2 separate regions of the Homo sapiens genome follow, and region 2 is linked to region 1. Evidence: read pairs that join two places in POLR2A ChIA-PET (ENCODE). Cell type or tissue: PC-9. All regions are shown on one strand.

The links. Peaks named below come from ENCODE experiments on the same cell type or tissue, not always from the same donor. Only the 100,000 strongest peaks of a DNase experiment are listed, where the experiment ranks them.
Region 2: POLR2A ChIA-PET joins it to region 1 with 6 read pairs; 3 of 35 experiments call an interaction of 5 or more read pairs at or near these places.

Annotation. Positions count from the first base shown.
Region 1 is chr10:73,203,687-73,206,186 of GRCh38, reverse strand. All of the region lies in intron 5 of FAM149B1 (family with sequence similarity 149 member B1), which reads right to left. Among named protein-coding and RNA genes, the nearest start is that of FAM149B1, 37 kb to the right of the region's middle. In PC-9, no CTCF peak of the experiment used is centred here; no DNase peak of the experiment used is centred here.
Region 2 is chr10:72,731,190-72,733,689 of GRCh38, reverse strand. All of the region lies in intron 1 of MCU (mitochondrial calcium uniporter), which reads right to left. Among named protein-coding and RNA genes, the nearest start is that of MIR4676, 11 kb to the right of the region's middle. In PC-9, no CTCF peak of the experiment used is centred here; a DNase peak (open chromatin) is centred at 979; H3K27ac peaks cover 441 bases.

The DNA of each region.
Region 1 (2,500 bases):
CATAATACAGCCAAGTTCCTTGCTAAGGCATAACACACATGCCCTTTCTTCCAGTTCCCAGTAAGTTCCTCATTTCCTTCTGAGACCTTGTCAGCCTGGACTTTATTGTCCATTTCACTATTAGCATTTTGGTCACAACCATTTAACTGGTCTCTAAGAAATTCTAAACTTTCCCTCTTCCTGTTGTCTTCTGAGCCCTCCAGTCTTTCAACATCTGCCCATTACCCAGTTTCAAAGTCACTTCCACATTGTCAGGTATCCTTATAGCAATACCCCATTCCTTGGTACCAGTGTTCTGTATGAAGTCATTCTTGCATTGCTATAAAGAAATACCTAGCCAGGTGCGGTGGCTCACACCTATAATCCCAGCACTTTGGGAGGCTGAGGCAGGCGGATCACGAGGTCAGGAGTTCAAGACCAGCCTGGCCAACACAGTGAACCCTCATCTCTACTAAAAATACAAAAATTAGCCAGGCACAGTGGTGCACACCTGTAGTCCCAGCTACTCAGGAGGCTAAGGCAGGAGAATTGCTTGAATCCGGGAGGCGGAGGTTGTGGTGAGTCTAGATCACACCACTGCACTCCAGCCTGGGCAACAGAGTGAGACTCTGTCTCAAAAAAACCCAAAAAAACAAAAACAAAAAACAAAAATACCTGAGACTGGGTAATTTATAGGAAAAGAGGTTTAATTGGCTTATGGCTCTGCAGGTTGTACAGGAAGCATAGTGCTAATAGTGCTAACATCTGCTTTGAGGGAGGCTGCAGGAAGCTTTAACTTATGGTAAAAAGTGAAGGAGGAGTAGGCATATCACACGACCAGAGCAGAAGAAAGACAGAGTGTGTGTGTGTGTGGAGAGGTGCCGCACACTTCTAAATGACTAGATCTCATGAGAACTCATTCACTATTGCAAAGATCATACCAAGTCATGAGGGATTTGTCCCCATGACTCAGACACCTCCCACCAGGCCCCACCTCCAGCACTAGGGATTATAATTCTACATGAGATTTAGGCAAGGACAAATATCTAAACTATAACAAGCTATACAACAAGTTTTTTAAAAACTAAGAATAATTGGCCAGGCGGGTGGCTCACACCTGTAATCCCAGCACTTTGAGAGGCTGAGGCAGGCGGATCACAAGGTCAGGAGATTGAGACCATCCTGGCTAACAGGGTGAAACTGTCTCTACTAAAAAAAAAAAAAAAAAAAAAAAAAAAAAAAAAAAAAAAAAAAAAAAAAAAATTAGCCAGGCATGGTGGCGGGTGCCTGTAGTCCCAGCACTTTGGGAGGCTGAGGCAGGAAAATGGCGTGAACCCAGGAGGCACAGCTTGCAGTGAGCTGAGATTGCACCACTGCACTCCAGCCTGGGCGTCAGAGCGAGACTCCGTCTCAAAAAAAAAAAAAAAAAAAAAAAAGAATAATCACATTTATAATTACATCTTAAGATATCTCACGAGGTTATATCCTTATTTCAGTAACTCCATCATTGCCCAAAATATATGCTCCTTATGGGCAGGGATCTTATCTTATTAATATTCAAATTTCTCTTCCTTCCTAGGCATTCAGTAAATATGTGATGACTCATTTGTTTCAGTGGGTTTACTCTGGAGAAAGTCAATCCAATCTGAGAAATAAAATTTTAAAAAATGGAACTCAGTTTAACCAAATGTTAAATATAACCAATTTACACTTTGTATTGCTCTTTACATTTTTTTGTGCCTTAAGTATTTTTTTTTATTAGGAAAATAGAATAAACCCATGGCAGCTGGGCCCATGGCTCATGCCTGTAATCCCAGCACTTTGGGAGGCTGAGGCAGGCAGATCACTTGAGGTCAGGAGTTTGAGACCAGCCTGGCCAACATGGTAAAACCCCGTCTCTACTAAAAATACAAAAATTAGCCAGGCGTGATGGCATGTGCCTGTAATCCCAGCTACCTGGGAGGCTGAGACAGGAGAATTGCTTGAACCTGTGGGGTGGAGGTTGCAGTGAGCTGAGATTACACCACTGCACTCCAGCCTGGGCAACAGAGCAAGACTCTGTCACACACACAAAAAAATAATAATAGTTAAAAAAACAAACCCATGGCACTTTTAAACAAGGCTGGTGGGAAAATCTTACTGGAAGACATTTTGGGAATATGTATTAGGAGCTTTAAAATAAACATTTTCTTTGATTCAGTGGTTTCATTTGTAGGGATTTCCTTTAAGGATATGACCTGTAAGATTTAGCTATAAGAATTATGATTGGTGGGGCACGGTGGTTCATTCCTGTAATCTCTGCACTTTGGGAGGCTGAGGCAAGTGGATTGCTTGAGCCCAGGAGTTTAACACCAGCCTGTGCAACATGGTGAAACTTGGTTTCTGCAAAAAAGTACAAAAATTAGCCAGGTATGGTGGCATGCACCTATAGTCCCAGCTACTCAGGAGGCTGAAGTGGAAGAATCACTTGAGCCCTGGAGGCAGAAGTTGCAGTGAGCCATGACTGTGCCACTGCACTTCA
Region 2 (2,500 bases), 470 kb after region 1:
TATATATATGAAACATATATATCGGGTACCACCAACAGAGTACTCGTTATGTGCCAAGCACTGCCATAAATGCTTTTCACACATTGGTTCATTTTATATTCACAACAACCTTACAAGATTTCCCTTTTTTTAGACATGGGGGTCTGGCTGTGCTGCCCAAGCTGGACTCGAATTCCTGGGCTCAAGCAATCCTCCTGCCTCAGTACAAGATAGTTTTTGTTGTTGTTGTTTTTGAGACAGATTCTCACCCTGTCGCCCAGGCTGAAGGGCAATGGCGCGATCTCAGCTCACTGCAACCTCTGCCTCCCGGGTTCAAGTGACTCTGCTGCCTCAGTCTCCCAAGTAACTGGGATTACAGGCACGTGCCACCACACCCAGCTAATTTTTGTATCTTTAGTAGAGATGGGGTTTCACCATGTTGGCCAGGCTGGTCTTGAACTCCTGACCCCGTGATCCACCCGCCTCAGCATCCCAAAGTGCTGGGATTACAGGCGTGAGCCACTGCGCCCAGCCTCAAGATAGATTTAATCCATCCCATTTTATAGATGAAGACTGAAGTTTAGAGAGATTAATTCCCTTGTCCGAGGTCACTCAAGGAGGAAATGGAGAGTTAAAATTTGATCTGAAATTCAGTCTGGCACCAAAACCTGTGCTTTTTCCAACCCTCTCTACATTTCTTTCAGCACTATTATTTTCTTCCATTTAATATTAATCTGGCATAAATGCTCTTAGTGAAAGATTATGTTAACCTCACTAAATGTAGAAAAAACACTCAAAAGGGCCATTTTCGTCTCATGGATGCTCTTGCCTATCATTTAATCAAGGTAAGAATATATTCAATAGCTTTCATTTGCTCCTACAAAAGTTGGTACACCATAGCTACATGATCTAGTTAAACCAACTGTGAATTCTTTAAACCCAAATTCCTGGTGAGGAAAGGTAAAACAAATACATAATCAAAATGTTATGTACAAAATCTTGCAAAACTAAGCACAGGTGTTTCTTATATTCCTGATAAGGAAGTGTGCTTAAGGAGCATACCAGAAACCAAGGGCAGTTGTTTGACACACTCAGAAGTTGTAGATTACCTGCTCAATCAGATTCCCACAGGAATTCTAGAGCTTTAATTCGGTTCACCAGATCCTATCATGTTTGATCTATATTAGCAGTGCTTTATAATTTCTTTCACATATCTGTCTTTTCACATCAACAGTCTCTATCTCATTTTTTAAAGAATTATAGTTTAATCTCTTGCTGATCAGCATTTAAAATAACTGAAGGACACTGAAAAGGGCACAAAACTGCCTTCTTTGAAAAAACATTCTATGAGTTATCAAATAGATTAACTAAATGAATAGATGCCAGATTCATAATGAACTAAAAAGGAGCTTAAAAAAGGCATCCTTACTCTTAAAACAACAGAAAGACAACCCAATTTGAAAATGGGCTAAAGTGCTGAATAGGTATTTCTCCAAAGATACGCTGAACATCATTTGTCATTACAGAAAGCAAAGCAAAACCACAATGAGATGCCACTTCACATCCAGTAGGACGGCTAAAATAAAAAAGACATGAACAAGTGCTGATGAGGATACAGGGCAATTGGAACCCTCATACATTGTTAGTGGGATTAAAAAACGGTAGAGCCACTTTGAGAAATGTTAATAGTTCAGCAGTTCCTCAACAAGTTAACCATAGGATTACCCTATGTCTCAGCAATTCTACTCGAAGGTATATACCCAAGAGAAATAAAAATATTTGTCCAAATATTTGTCCAACCTGTACACAAATGTTCATAACAGCATTATTAATAGCAAAACAAAAACTCAAATGTCTATAAACTGATGAATGGATAAATGTTTATATCCATCATTATTGTTTAGCAATAACAGGAATAAAATGTCAAAACATCCTACAACACGAATGAACCCCAAAAACATTACGTAAAGTGAAAGAAATCAGTCACAAAAGGCCATGTATTATATGATTCCATTCAAATGAAATGTCCAGAAGAGGAAAATCTATAGAAATAAGAAAGATTAGTGATGGCCACAGGTGTAGAGGGGAATAGACAGTGATTGCTAAACATGGATTGTTGTTTTTTTTTTCCTGCAGTGATGGAAACATTCTGGAATCAGATATTGGTGATGGTTACAGTTGCAGAATCCTGTGACTACCTTAAAACCACTGAATTGTATACTTTAAAAGGGTGAATGTTATGTTATGCGAACTGGACCTCAATAAAGCCATTGCTTAAAAAAAGGAGATTCCTACTCTTTGACACTGAAGTTAAGGACAGCTATAGCTTTCCAATATCCATTCCTTGGGCACTCAGTGACAAGAATATCTACAATAAAATGATCTAAATCTAAACAAGTGGAGTTAATTTCTATTTTCTCACAGGCTTGATCTCTACACATCCTTAATTTATTTTTTTTCTGGCCACTTAAAAAGAATAAGGCAGCCAGGTGTGGTGGCTCACACCTATAATCCAGTGCTT